Linked DNA regions of Mus musculus: region 1 is linked to region 2. The links are chromatin loops, found by intact Hi-C in ENCODE. Cell type or tissue: left cerebral cortex. All regions are shown on one strand.

Region 1 (8,000 bases), 98 kb before region 2:
ACAAAGTTATGACAAGCATATTTAAAGAGGGGAAAAAGGAGGGGCTCCAGATGATGCATTCAAAACCAGCAATGTTACAAATGGTTACCATGTATCCAGAACTACAGTCCTCTCTAAAGGCATGCATGGATCACCACAGTAACATCCCCTGAGCATCTCCTAAGCATTGTCTTCCTGTTGTAATTCCATTATGTAACCTGAACTAGAAATTTTTTCCAAAAGATTAAGTCGATAAAGTGATATTTCATCAATATCTTCAATTTTTAAAAAAAAATGATCATATTTCAGTTCTCAAAAGACCTGATTCAGGTAAAAAAAATTTTCCATCAGTAACAACTCTGATACCCAAGTGCTTCTCCCAACTCACTGTGTTATAAGTAATTTTTAAACAATATCTACCCGTTCTGAAACAATAGTTTATTGAGCACTTGACAGGGTCCAAAAAAAATACAAAATTAATTAATTAATTAGTTAATTAATTAAATCATTGTCCCTGCCTTCAAAGAGTTTCCAACAATAGGAGTCACTGTGTTCCTGTATAATAAGTTCTTGGAAGCAAGACATGTGGAACCAACAATTAGTTCCCAATTTGGTAGTCTTTTTTTTTTTCTCCCAAGAAACTGTGTGCAAGCATAGAAGAGGGAAATCACTATGGAGACATAATCCTTGTATCTAGCAGGCAAAAAAAAAAAAAAAAAAAAAAAAAAAAAAAAAAGCCTGCATCTCTGCAGAACAGGCTCGTACAGCTGGGTCTTTGCAGTATCTGATCTCTACTGGATGAGTAGTGGAGTCGACTCAAATCAGTGTAACGACTCCCTCCCCAGTAGCCTGACTATAGTTCGTATATGTATATCTAGGTATATATGTATACCATAGACCCCCCCTTAACTATACAAACATTTCCTCATGTACATAAATGATAAGACGTAAATCTCTGGTGCCTCATGGTAAACCTAGTACTTGACAGCCTGCCCCAGCCCGCACTACCATTGCGTCCTGTGAGGGAGGTGAGCTTCACTGAGGCAAGGCCTTGGCACTGTGGCTCTTGCTGCCTTGTTTGTTAAAATCAAATTGGGTGAGGGGAGCACTGACAACTATAAAATCAAAAATATTGATTCACCCTGAAAAACCTTAAAGATGTTCTGCATCCTGAAGTATCCCTTATCTGCCAATATTTAATGGTTTCCATAAGAACAAACAGGCATATCCATCTCGTTATATTAGCTTCCTTCATCTTTAATAAGTGATAAGCTTTTATACGTGTACCAAAAATTGGTTGTCAAAATTAAATTTCTTTATAATTAAAGAGGAAAGGTTCCCAGGATTCTGGAGACAAATATGGACATTGTAACTTTCTAAAGGCATTCTTGGATACAATAACAAGCAACCCAGAGTTGAGAGCTGCTACCCCAGGGTATACCCCCCCCCCCATTTGAGGGTTAATTCTTCACTCTTTGCTGTCTCCTTTTGGGAGCAATTCCTCCTCAGATACAATGCAGGGGTTCGGAGGGGAGCAGAGAGGGGCTGGCGTCTTTTCCTTACTAAGAACCATATCCCGAATTGGCTGAGCAGCCTCTGGTCGTGCTTGTCATCATCTTTGTTATCAAAATCAGTGTTGTCCAGGGAGTGGTGGGAGGACGAGAGGCCCAGCTGCCGCCGCCGGTTCAACTCGTGCTCCCTCTGCTCTGCGTGGAACTCTGCTTCTTTCAACAAGCTGGCCGAGAGAGAGAGGGGGACAGGTAAGAAGAGGCAAAAACACATCCTATCACACAGCCTATTTGCATCGCCCTGTGAGCCCTCAAACATTGTGCTCACCCTCGTCTAAGTCCCTGTCATTTACCCAGAAACCTTAGTTTCATTTTCTTACTATGTCCCCATCTCAAAGAAAAGCTAAGAGTTTCCTTCCTCCAGTCGGTCACAAGAAGGTTGATACGATCGATCGCTCCTCACAAGGCAAGACTGGTCATTTGCACCCCACGGGAAGAAGTGTGGGTATCAAGTGTTCAAGGCTCTGGAAACAAGGGAGTGGCTCCTCTCCAAGCTTGCTGAGCAAGCAGCAGACAAAAAGTAATAATAAGGAATGTTGGCAAGGGATCAGCGAAAGCAAGTCGCTTCATGTGCACTGTTAGCATTGGAAACGGATACTCACGCTTTCAAAAACAATTTGGTAACGTATTGTGAAGATAGGTATACCCTTTAACCAGCTAACCCACCTCTGAGACTATGTAGGAAGAGCCCTGTACAAAGTATCAAAAAGCTGTTTATAAAATATAAAAAAAGAAAGCCATATAAATGTACAATGGCAGAGAAAAACAAATAATTACTCTGTGTGTGTGTGTGTGTGTGTGTGTGTGTGTGTGTGTGTGTGTGTGTGCATGCGCGCATGCTCGCAGTACATGTGAGTTGGAGATATAGGTGTATACACTTGTGTGTGCACCTGCAAAGGCTAGAGAAGGGCACTGGCTGTCCATTGCTCTCTGACTTATCTATTTAGTGAGTATCCTATTGAACCGAAAGCCCACCATGCTTAGGCTGAGAGCCTCACGCTGTCAGGGATCTGCCTGTCCTGGTCCCCCAGTGATGTCATTACAGGCCTATGTGGTCATGCCCAGTCTTTTACAGTGGGTTCTGGCATTCAGCCTCGGGTCCTCATGCTCTTACCCACTGAGCCGTCTCCCCAGCCCGCTCTGTGGGTTTTGCCTATGGACTCAAAAGCGGTGAGTATAAAACTTCAGCACAACATGGAAAGAGTGGATTGGATATCGGCTCAGAACCACAAAGTCATTATAACTGTGGACATATAAATAAAACACACATTGAAAACAACTGGGGAACAAACAGAAGTGCACAGCTGCATTTTGATCTTTGTTTCCTATGTGCTATTTAGACATCGTAATCCTATTATGGTTTGTCACCGGTATAAGAGAAAGAGAAACGACAAAGGCTCCTTAAAAATTGTATATTCAGGCATTATTTAATTGCTAATGATCGTGTGACTTTGGATAATATCTGAAAAGAGAACATCTAGAAGTTGGGGTGTAAAACGCTGCTTTCTCCTACACGGCCACCTGGAGACCCTCAGTTTTGAAGTTCACCTCAGCTCTGCTGCTACCTGGCTCCCTGCACCTCGGTCCTGACAGGCAAGTAAGCATGCCTACATAGTCTGTAGCTCTCCTCCTGGCTACGACTGCCATGCTCCAGCCTCCGCTTCACCACCCTAACACCGGCTTCCTCTGCCTGCGGCTACCCTGTGCTCACCAGAGCCTACCGCAATTAAAGGTTTCCTTTCTTTAGTATCTGCTTAAGTAACTGAAGGGCACTTGTGTCTCCCAAGTACCTAGCACAAGGCCTTGCACATGATTGTCATCCAATCAAACTACTTATTGAATTCTTACATTTTATTAAAACATCGTGGCACGACTGCAGAGTGCATGTGAAAATGGAGTAGAGCTGCTTTCTTGGCGCATGCGCAAGTAGAGTTCAATGCCACACAGGGGAAGCCATGGTTACCTGATCACTGCCTCCACAGCACAGACCAGCTCCTCCGCCCCACACTCCCTGGTGTTGATGGGGGGTGGAGAGGTCTGGTAGAGGTGAGTTTCTGCGGTGGCTCCCACCTCGTTACTGTGGTGGTTCGAGTGGCACCTTTTGCAGTACCGAACAGGCCTGTTTCCGTGGCGACCGCAGCACCCTGCGGAAAAGCAGGTGACCACTGCCCTTCTGACATGGGAGCTGCAGTTCTGCAAGCAGAGAAAGCAAAGCCAATTAAAGCTGGCTTCTGAGACAAAGTTGGATAGAAACCTGAAGCAAATAGAACCTCAAGGGGCCACAGGAAGTGACCGGGTTTCCAAAATGCAAGGTGTGGTCTAGCCACACAGAGGTGTTTTATTCTAGTGGAAAGGGTAGGTATAATCTAGAAAGCAATGGAACGGCATTAGGAGGCTGGGTTGATTGAATTTAATGCTTACGATTTTCTCAACAGAAATTAAGAATAAAAACATAGAACCGTGATGCTGAGAAAGCACGCCACAGCACCCCAGAGTCAGGAAGAAAAAAATTCAACTTCCAGCACAAGCCTTTTAAAAATTAGTTTACCTGCCTCTCACAGAGTAGATTTCCCCTGCAGTTCACCTGTCCTTGGCATTCAAGGACAGGCGGAGGTTACGCTACACTGGGCTGATGGCTCTGTAGCAGGACCTTCTCTACTCCCACCCCTCCAAAGGCTTAACAAGTATACGAATCAGCACCACGAGGACACATCAAAGCACAACTAGACCTAGTCACAGAGCTGGCCACAACACCAACCACAGCAGAGGGATCAACAGACGGAGCCGCGGCAAGAGAAAAGCTGTGCAGCAGAGAGAGATGCCTTTTCATTTCAGGGATGGGCAGGGGTGGCGTGGGGGGGGGGGTAGATATTGTCATCACTGCCCTGACAAGAGGCAGGGAAGTGAGGTGACTTCTATGGGAAGAGGTTTTAGGAGCTCCGAGGAAGCAGGGAGCACCCTGACATCGTCAGACAAAGCCCTGGAGAGCTTGACAGACAGAATCAACTCAAGGACAAATAATACCCTGGCCTTTTAGCAACTCAGAGTTTGTGAAGAGTGGGGAACCCACCTGACAGTACCCCAGGAGAGTCAGGAGGGAGACTGCAAACACAAACCCTCCATCAGCATGTCAGCAAGGCAGCGGACTGTCAGTGGGAACTACCAGTTCTTCTTCAGGTACCAGGCTACTGACTGTGGATGCTAGCGTTAGAAAAATCGTGTTTTCTTACCACGACTCAGGGCAACAAGATGAGGATATTTAAGTCGCTACACTTTCCACAGTCACAGCTTCTCCAACAGACTGCAGCTGCGTGTTTATGGTCATAGAGTCTAAAATATTTATAATATGTTCTTCCTAATCTCTTAAATAGGCTGTTGAGATGTCTTGTGATTCTTCTACTAAGATTCCTTGCGGTTTTCCTCTGATTTGGGCATCAGAGTCAACGCGCAGACTTTTCCCTGTTTATGGATGCCGTCGAGTGCTGTGCACGGAGCATAACAGCCCTCACAGCCCACACAACAGCTGTGACCTCCGATTGAGATCCTCAAGGCCAGGCCCACTGACTGTTGACATTCCCTCATAGAAGGAGGGATGTGGAGGGTCACTAGACCTTTACCTGGGAGTCTAACCTCTCCTCCTGCACTCCAGACAGCTCTAGGCAACTCTGCCCTTGTTGCTCATGGCTTTATGATCTCAAAAAAGCTGGCGTATATAGAGTGGTGTATTAACCGAAGAGGAGACTCCATCTATAAGGAAGTTGTCACTCATGCTGCGGTTTGACTTTCTGGTGGTACAGCTGCTTCAGTCACCCAAGCTCCTTTATGTGACCTCTCACCCATCTCTATACATAAGGCTTTGGATTTTGAGGGAATACTACTTTGGTCCATTGTGGGTGCCCTGTCTGGGGAGAGGAGACATCTGTGTGTCCCTGGGGAAAGTTCATACAACAACCTTTCTCTTTCAGAGGCTGAGTTTCACTCATGTGTGTTTTTATTAGTGTACAGCTCCTCCTGCCCACGGAGGAGCTGTCAACACGGTTCTACAGGCAGTATTGCTCAGCATGCATGCTTAGGGCCCTTTCTCCCCTTATAGCTGCTGCTGTGGCCTGGACACTCGCTCCAAACCCCAGCCTGAACCTCCATGTTGAAATCTTAACTCCCACATAGGAATATTAGGAAGCAGAGCCTATGGGAGTTAAGCAAGTCATGATGACAGAGCCCTCAGAAGTGGAATCTGTGCCCCTATGAAAGGGGCCTAAAGAAAGCTGGCTATAAAAATATGCCACGAGAAGATGCCATGTTTGATGAGCAGGCCCTCCCACACATCAAATTTACCAATGCCTTGATCTTAGACTTCCCAATAAACATGTGTTGTTTGCCAGTGCCCAGCCTGCGACATTTTGTAGCAGCCAAAATGGACAAAGACAATTATAATTAGCTTTCTGTTCCTTTGAAATGTTCACTGTTACATAAACAATAGGCTGTGGGTGTGATCCCGTCATTCACCACAACATAGTCTTGGGGTTTACGGTCAACTATTCACCCACCCTCTTTTCAACTGCCTGGGTACTCCCCAAATCCTAGCATCATTTTTAAATTTTTTTCTTTCTTTTCTTTTCTTTTCTTTTCTTTTCTTTTCTTTCCTTTCCTTTCTTTCTCTCTTTCTTTCTTTCTTTCTTTTTTTTTTAAATTCTTTTGCTGTGCTGCTGTGTGCAAGACAGAAAACTTCATTTACCATGATTATCTATACCCAGTGTGAGATTTTTCCCCCTATGGTTCATAGAGAACATACCAATTATGAGGTATGCAGAGGAGGAAAAACACGCTCACAATCTCTCCAACCATTCGGCTGTATAAACAGCACAGGCAGCAGTTACATCAAGCCGAATCAGTAGGTACAGAATCATCTTGTGAGAGCAAGAATAGGATTTGCAAACATCCACTAAGCACCTGGTGTAACAGTAAGTCCTCAGATAAGTCCTTAGCTGTATGGGCTATAGGGGGAGAGGCCCTTGGTCCTGTAAAGGTTCTTATAAGGGAATGCCAAGGCCAGAAAGCAGGAGTGGGTGGGTTGGGGAGCAGGGGGAGGTGGGAAGGGTATAGGGAATTTTTGGAGGGGAAACTAGGAAAGGGAATAACATTTGAAATGTAAATAAAATATCTTTTTAAAAAAACTGACTGCTACCTTCTTATCCCCACATCTCTCCCGTAGTCACACCCAAACAGATGGTGACACTTAGGCCATGCCTGAGACCAGACTCTGCTCTCTAGAGGCCTTCCAGCTTAATCTCTTAACAAGTAGAGTCTCCCACTGCCTTAAGTCAGAGATGGTGTGGCAGGCTTGCTTTTGAATGTAGCCTATGTAATGGTTGGTATGCGACTCCTCAACTTCACTTCAAGGGGCTTGGCCCATCCGAGTCTGATGAAACACCGTTACCTCGGGAACCTCCGGACACAACATTCAGGAGAGGGTTCAGACACCTAGTATCTGGGCCATTCCAGATAACCCAGCATGTCACAGGCATGACAACACGGAAAGTGGGGAGCAGCCAACCTCTAGACCCCTTTCAGCTAACTGTGTCTCCACGTAGGAGAACAGGCAAAACCAGCAGAGTTGCCCAGTCAACCGAGGCCAAATTACCAAGCTACTATTTATTGTAAGCAAGTGAGTCGTCATCATACAAGCTGGGACATTTGGCTGGACCTTAGCCAAGGTGAAAATGAACTCCAGAAGTGGGGTGCTGGCAGAACACACACTGAGAAGGTGCCATTGCTGCTGGTGCCAGGCGGGAGGTGGGGTCTAGAAAGGGAACCAAGAGCTAAATGGTGCACAATGGAAGAGGCGGGAAAGGCAACGGGAAAATGGCCTTCGAAAGCTAGAAAAGAGGTGAGCTAGATGTGTTCTTCAGGATAGAGTGCTTGCATGAACAGGAGCTCTGTTCTTGGCATGGCAAAGAGATGGGGGGCGGGTGGTTGGGTTGGTGGTGGTGGTGGTGAGAAAGGGACGGGAGAAGGGGAGGAAAGACAGGGAGGAAAGGGGAAAGGGAATTTTATTTTGTAGCAGTGAAACACCCAGGATAATTGCTGTCTGCAATAAAATAAAATAAAATAAAATAAAATAAAATAAAATAAAATAAGGGCATCTAATGTGACTGAATGGTGAAGGAGCCAAATCACTTGCGTTAACTGCACCTGGTCAGGCATGAGAGGGCAGGAGCCACCTAACAGGGACTGAGTCATTTGGAAAGGAGGTCCCGATGGAATTCATAAAAACCAAGGAGCCGGCCCTGAGAGCAAGGTGGAAGGAGCAGATGAACACAATAAATAAATGCTCCTTAGGCAACTTTAAAACAATCACAGAACTGACTCTGTCTCCTCCGGCTGCATAATAAGCCAATCAGGACCTCAGCCATTTGGTTATGTGCCTGGATTCTCCAAGTGGGAGATTCCCAT
Region 2 (8,000 bases):
GTCAGGCTTACTTTGTTCTGTTAGATGTGAAGATGGAACCCAGAGACTTGCAAGTGCCCCACGTGCACTCTCCCACTGAGCTACAAGCCATGCCCCCCAGAAACAAAATTGAGAAAACAACCTAATTCACCAAAACACTTGGGGAGAACATTTAATTAAAGATATAATATTGCAAAGGGCAAGTCAATAAGATCTCCCCAAGTGTATTCTCGTGTGTGTGTGTGTGTGTGTGTGTGTGTGTGTGTGTGTGTGTGTGTTTCTCTAGATTTTAAAACCTATATGAAAAGCAAAAAAGCTGAAACAAGTTTGAAAGAGAATGTACAACACAGACTTGCAAAGACGGTGTGTCTTAGAATAAAGAGAAAGGCTCAAATGGATAAACAGAATGGAGCACGGAGATAAAGCTACACATCCACGGTTCACTGATTCTCTGCAAAGGTCTCCAGGGACTTCAATAAAGACAAGATGGGTTTCATAGCAAATGGAGCCTGAATGAATGGATATTGTATGGAGAAACAATAAACTCCAAACCTCACCTCACATCACACATGGAAATTGACTCTAAAGTATTCACAGAGCTAAAAGTTAGAGGAAAAACAATTTAACTTCTACACAACCTTGGAGAAAATATTTGTGACAGTGGTGGTGGTGGGGGGGGGGGGAATTCTCGAAGAGGATATCAAAGCAAAAATGATAAAAGAAAAATTTGCATAAGAAACAAGGAAATTTAAAAACTCTCATCTTTAAAGTCACGGTTAGGGATGGGGAGGTGGCTCATTTGGCAAAACGCTTGCTCACAAGCACGAGGAGCTGAGTTCAATGCCAGGGATGGTGGCACACACTTGTAATGCCAGGGATGGTGGCACACACTTGTAATGCCAGGGATGGTGGCACACACTTGTAATGCCAGGGATGGTGGCACACACTTGTAATGCCAGTGCTGCAGAAGCAGAGACAAGTGGGTCCCTGAAGCTAGACAGTCTAGTCTAACTGGTGAGCTCCAAGCCAATAGCTGACTCTGCCTCAAAGGAGGGGGATGGCCTTCCTGAGGCTAACAGCCAAGGTTGTCCTCTGACCTCCACACGTGTACACACACTTCTGCACACACATATGAACACACACACACACCACCCATTTTTTTTAAAGTTGGTAGTTAATAAAACACAAAGATAAGCTACATATTTGGAGGCAAATTTTTCAGGAAAATGTCCTTGAGCCTCGAGCTCACACAAAACTCTTACGACTCACTAAAACCAAACATCTCAATTAAAATGGCCAACGGATTAGAACAGGCATTGTCCAGAAGAAGATACCAAATAGCCAATGAGCACATGGAAATATTCTCCACGTTGTTAGTCCTCTGAGAAATGCTAGCTAAAACCAAAGAAGATTCCATATACCCTGACTAGAAAGGGTAAGATTAAAATGATTGAGAATATTAAGTAGAGGCAAGGACAAAGGATGCTGGAACCCTCTCCTACATTTCTGGTGGGAGTACAAAAACATTCCAACCATTTTATAAAAGGGTAGGGCAGTATCTTTTAACATCAAATATTCACTAATCATAATACCAAGCAATTGTATCCCAGGTATTGAACCTGGATGTAAACAGAGGTAAGGAGCGTGACTCGGTATAAGCATCAGGACCTGAGTTCGAATCTCTAGCACCCACATAAAAAGCCAGGCATGTCTGCATGTGTCTGTGACCTCAGCATTGAGAGTGGAAACCGGAGAATCCCAAGCCCTCACTGGCCTGCCAGCCTAGCCTCCGGTGGAGTGAGGGGCTCTGCCTGGAGAAAATAAGACAGAGCAACAGGCTTCACCCTGACATCCTGCTCTGGCCTCTACATGTGCACACAATTACATCTGTATAGTCATGTACATACACCACACACACACACACACACACACACACAAGTGAAGCATATGCCCAAAGCCAGGGTCTTGGACCATGACTACAATCCCAGCACTTGAAAAGCTGAGACAGAAGAATTACTGTAAATTCGAGACCAACCAGGACCACATAGTGAACTTCAGACCAGTATGGAATCCATAGTGAGATACAGTCTCAAAAAAAAAAAAAAAACAGAGAAATAAAAAATAAATCCCACATGAAACATACACACCAACATCCCCAGCAAGGTCCAAGAGCTGGACGCTATCTAGATATCTACTGAATGGTGAATGTGTGAATGAAGAGCAATGCACACATGCCACGACATACGACAGAGCCGTAAAGGAGAATGACACAAGTGACCTTCAAAAACATTGTGCTAATTAAGACCTGCTATAGTTTAGATAGGAGTTCCCCAAAGGTGACCAGCCTGTGGCACCTTCAGGAGGTAGCAGAACCTTCAAAGGGTGGAATCTAATGGAAAGACGTTAGGTCACTGGTGCGTGCCAGTGGGGTGTGTCCTACTGGGGACCCAGATTCTCCTCTCTTTGTTCCCTGACTGCCACGAGCTAAGAAGCTTTCTCAGCTCCATGGCATGCTGGCTTACCCTCGCCCAAAAACAAACACAGGCAATGACCTTTAAAACCCTTTCCTCTTTATAAATTAACTGATTGTATCAGCTGAACAAGAAAACAGAAAAAAACAAAAGATAAATATGGACGCTAAGTGATGAACGACTGCATTTATGTGAAATTCTACAAAAGGCAATACTTCCGTGACAGACACAAGTCAGTGTCCTTCTGGAGCTGGGGTAGCGGAAGCAGCTCCTGGTCAAAAGTGCAGGCACTCCTCTATGGTGAGGGCCCTGTCACTCTGACTGTGGTAGCACCTTACATGCGTGTATAAATTTAGGAAAATCCATCCAGCTACATTTTGAAGACAGATTGATTTTACTATGTGAAACTATTTCCAAAATTGGCAAACAGAAGAAAACATAATGATATAGTCAAATGCTTATGATTACAAGCTAATGCTTATGCATATAATAAGATGGTAATCATGAGATGACAATATTCAACTAAGTGGTGTCCATTTTTTAATCTATATTTACCATTTCAAGTTAGGGGCTAAGTAAATGAGTTTATGTGTAGAATCACCACAAATAGTCTAGTTCAAAAGTGACTAATAAAGGCATATTTTTTTAAAAATACAATCCTGGAGAGATATCTTGTCAATAAACATTTTCGGAATAGTTATGAGGACTAGAGCTCAGATTCCAGGACTTGCACAAGCCAGATGTCCCTGAAGGCACGTCGAACCCCTTCTGAGAGGCCAGCAACAGAAAGATCAATGAGGCTTGCTGGCTTCTAGCCTGGCTGAGAAACTGTAAGCCCAAGGTTCAGGGAGAGACCCTGCTGTAAATGTAAATGTCACTTTTATTTTCTCAGATGAAAGGATGAGAGGAGAGCCACACCCAAACCTTATGAATATAGGGCTTGTGCTGAGCACTTCTATCTCTGTTCTAACTCTCCCTGGGCCTACACCTGGATGCTTCTAACCACTGTACAAGCTAATCTCCTGCAAGCCTGAACCTTGACGGCTTCAGCTTCCAGCCTTCTTCTGCTAACCTAGGCCTAGAATTTTCAGCCTCTGAGACTTACTACTGAATAAACTCACCTTTTCTAGCTCTTTCTGAACTCTGGCCAGCTGGTTCTGAACTCAGCTCTTCTGGCGCAAACTCCTCTCCAAGCGAACTGATTCAAATTGGCTTCTCTTGGCTCCTGACTGAGTTACTCTGCTTGGAAAGACTGCCCCTGAACTCCATGAACTGGACTACTACTCCAAACGTAACTGAGCTACAACTACACTCAACCAAAGCCACCCCAACTCAGCTCAACTCAATTAACTCCCTCACTGCCCTTAAGTAGCCTCTCTTTCTTGTCCTTGTGAAAGTTGGGCATATCCTATTTCTGACTCATTCTGTCAAATTTTCTCTGATTCATCGCTTTGTCTGCCCCTCAATTAGATGGCATTTGTTTGGGATTAAAGCTGTGTACTAAAGGCATGTCTACATTCCAGCCAGAGAGATCAAAGGCATGTGCTAAGGGCAGGTCTGCATTCCAGCCAGATCATAGCTTTGGATATGATGCCTTGCCAGAGCAGCCGTGTTGCTGCTGGATTCCACTACACCCTGCCTCAGAGGAGTGAGTGAGGAAGGATAGTAGGCTTCTCCTGACATCCATGCATGCACATCTGCACAGATGCCTACAGACTCATAGGAACACATACAAAACAAATAGATATTTTTAAAGATAAAGACATATATATATTTAAAACAACAGAAAATTATCTATTCAGAAGATAATTAAAAGAAAGAAAGAAAGAGAGAGAGAGAGAGAGAGAGAGAGAGAGAGAGAGAGGAAGGAAGGAAGGAAGAAAGAAAGAAAGAAAGAAAGAAAGAAAGAAAGAAAGAAAGAAAGAAAGAAAGAAAGAAAGGAAGAAAGAAAGAACGAGTAGCTGGAGAGAGAGCTCAGTGACTAGGAGTTCTGGCTGTTCTTCCAGAGGAGCCATGTTCAATTCCTAGCACCTACACAGTGGCTCACAAACCATCTGAAACTCTATTCCCAGGGATCCAGTGCCCTCTTCTGGTCTCCATGGGTACTGAGCATGAGCATGGGTACTGAGCGCATGGGTACTGAGCATGCGCATGGCGCACAGATGAATGTGCAGGAAAAGTACTCACTCACACATATAAATAAACAACATTTTTCTTAAAAGAAATACAAACATAAGATATGGATCATGAGGAAAAGATATGGATCATGTCCCAAAAAATAGGAAAAAAAACAGATATCAAAACAATAGTTTCATAATATTTTCCTAAAATACCTTGAAATTGAATATCAAAAGGCCACACGGCAATGACTTCAACACAGCCAACAATGAATCATGTCATGTCATGTTAAGGCGGGGGGTGTGGTGGGGGAGGTCATCTTGGGCAAACAGACAAAAACAGTAAGCAAGAAAAGGGAAATAATACTGGCACTAGGTTATTTATCAATTCTTAACGCCCCCCCCTCCAATTCAAGGCCCTTGAATATGGGAAATATAAGTCAAGGGTTTTATATCTACACAACCTAGTTCAAGTACAAGGCTATAAACAAACTCTCATGAACCTGCCAAAACTCAAGGCATGTTGAGCCTGTGAGCCCTTCTGGTAGAATCTGTTAGAAAGAATAAGAGGTGGGTACTGTTAGTGAGCCTGCAGAGCAAGGCTGAGACATGACTATAGGGAGAGAACACAGAACCAACTGTACAATTAGTAAAAAGCTGAAAAGCCTGGAGAATAAATAGTGCATGTAGATATGACTCACTAATAGACATTAATTATGAATAAAGAGATATTATTTATATCAGATACTGGGCGAGGGGAGGCTACATAATTTCAATATTGTTCAATGTAGAGAAATAATTAGCCCCCCCCAAACATAGGAGCTAATTGCCCTCACATAAAGAAATTAATATAAATTTAATGAATAGAACAAATAAGAAAATTAAAAACCCACTCAATATAAAAAGCCTTTGATATAAAATGTTTTAAAAAATGATAGAGCTAAGCCAAACATATTAATCATATCAGTGAATATAAATGGGCTTAACTCACCTACTAAAAGAATGGGATTTACAGATTAGCTAATAAAGAAAAATCCAACCCTATACAGAATAGAAAAGACATACCTAAAACAAAGAAACTCAAAGGAGTTAAAAGGCAAGATTATGTATCAACTAAACAAACAAACAGAGAAGTAAACCAGAGCCATAATCTTTATGCCTGAGAAGGTCACCAACTATTACTAGATGTGCCTGTGTGTGTCATGATGCTAAAGGCTACATTTACAGTGAAGGTTTTGGTCATGGATATTTTTGCACCCAATAGAATGAGATTAACATCCATGAGCAGCAACACGCGATGATGCAGGAACAGACAGAAACCCACTAATCAAAAAGACCTCCACATACCTCCCCAATCCAGTCAAGTGCACTAATAATCAACAGAGTGCAGAAGAGCTAATCAAAATCAATCATGTAGATATCTGTCAAGTGTGATATTTTGATCAATGATAGACATTACATCAGTCTTTTAAGTGCACATGGAACATAGAAAAAAAACAAGAAAACTTGAAGGTTTTAAGTAATAACAGCAGTTCATCATTTTTGGAATACAGTGCAATAAAAATAGAAATCAATAACAAAACCGAAAAACAAAATGCCCAACCATGTTGGGATTTACACCATAAGTGACTCTTGGCAAAGCAGGAGTTCTATGCAAAATTTCTTGAAAATAATGATAATATCTCTAATCTGTAACCAGAAATCCGTAAGCTATAACCAAAGGAAACATCAAAAAATATATGAAGTACATATGTTGACAAAAATTAAATTAATAGAAACTCAAAACTCACAAAATAAATAAATAAATATTAAATGAAAAAATGAGAAATAAGAAAGGCTGAAATTAATGGGTAGGAGGCCCAGGAAGAAAGCATAAACACACCACACTAAAAATGATCAAGAAAAGCAAATATGAAACCTGAGGACTTTTGAGTTCACAGGGACTTTTTTCATGACCCCATATAAACAAAACAGGAAACACATGTGAAATGTACTGTTTTGTTATGAGAAATAAAACATACCAAATCTCACCCCAGTAGACAAAAAGCAGAAAGTCTTTAAGAATGAATAGACTCCACACTATTGTGCTGCAGAGCAAGACAAAGTGTCCCCAACTCCCTTGCAATACTAAACAGAAGGTTATTGCCAAATCCTGACTAGAGCTCACCCCTACTCTACCTCCTCCAACCAACTAGTTAATATTAATTCAAAATTTCTCAAAGTTTTCCAAATGTAATAAAGTTAAAAGATGTCATATGCTTGCAATGGATGTAGAAAATGAATTTAACTCATGCTGAGTGAGAGAGAGAGAGAGAGAGAGAGAGAGAGAGAGAGAGAGAGAGAGACTTCAGAGGCTGAATAGATGACTAGGGGATTAAGGACATTTGCTATTCTTGTAGAGGACCAGGATTGATTTCCCAGGACCTACATGGTAGCTCACAACTACCTGTAACTTCAGTTCCAGGGAATCTGACATGTCTTGCCTCCTTAGGCACTTAGCATGCAAGTGGTACGTATACATCCATTCAGGTACTCACACATACACATAAATTAAAAATAAAATAAATATTTTAACCTAATAAAGTATAAACAATTGATAGGTGGATATTTTGATACTGAATATTACCAAGATCTAAAAGAATACCTTACTTAACAGAGAAATACCAGTGTGTTCTTATGAAAATTAAAAACAAGACAAGAAATCACATGTGTTGGTACACACCTAACAACCCAGTATCTGAGATACAAGGGCAAAATGGCAAGTTCTAGACTACTGGATGCTGCATTGTGAGACCCACTTCACAGAAGAAGACAGACAAAAACACCAAGTGTCTGGGCTGTATTTGATATTGCTGTTTTAAGCCAACCAGGTTCTGGTAATTTCTACAGAAGCCACAGAAGATGGAGACATGGACACACACACACACACACACACACACACCATCTCTCTCTTCTCCTTTCTTTCCTTCTTCCTCCCTTCCTTCCTTTCTTCTTTTTCCCTTCAGCTGCACAGGTAAGGAATGAAGGCAAATGACTCAACAGCTATTCCTATGGAACACAGGTGATAAAAGTAGTCAGCCAGTTACTTGTCTTTATTATGAGTCAAGCTAAAGGAATATTCCTATTTGGAGAGAAAGATTCCTGTGCTCTGCACTAACTAGATGAGCGTCGGTCATGAGTCTTTTTATAACTCCACCATCAAAGGAGGAAGTGAGGAAGACCTGGAATGTGCTTTTTAAGTGGTGGGGGGAAAGGCAAGTTTCGGGGAACTTTGTTATGCTACCACCAAACAGAAGTTACCCTACATACATTTCAGTATTTGACCATGTAGAAAGTGATTGCTCCATTCCTTAAGTAGTTGAACTCTGACACAGGTCAGTGGTGATGGTCAGTTACTCATAAGTTTTAAAGCTGAGGAGCCTGGCAGAATGGT

What was found. Hi-C counts contacts between places; a loop is a spot of excess contacts. Peaks named below come from ENCODE experiments on the same cell type or tissue, not always from the same donor. Only the 100,000 strongest peaks of a DNase experiment are listed, where the experiment ranks them.
Region 1: it touches region 2 in a loop (2.6-fold over the local background); 3 of 42 quality-filtered maps call a loop at or near these places.

What each region holds. Positions count from the first base shown.
Region 1 is chr12:103,055,059-103,063,058 of GRCm38, reverse strand. Unc79 (unc-79 homolog) reads right to left here. Exons shown (of 49, transcript NM_001081017.2): 12 at 3,511-3,740; 13 at 1,543-1,714. Among named protein-coding and RNA genes, the nearest start is that of Unc79, 110 kb to the right of the region's middle. In left cerebral cortex, no CTCF peak of the experiment used is centred here; a DNase peak (open chromatin) is centred at 4,800; H3K27ac peaks cover 736 bases.
Region 2 is chr12:102,957,126-102,965,125 of GRCm38, reverse strand. The region is part of intron 1 of Unc79 (unc-79 homolog); the gene reads right to left. Among named protein-coding and RNA genes, the nearest start is that of Unc79, 12 kb to the right of the region's middle. In left cerebral cortex, a CTCF peak has its summit at 4,550 (motif pointing left); no DNase peak of the experiment used is centred here.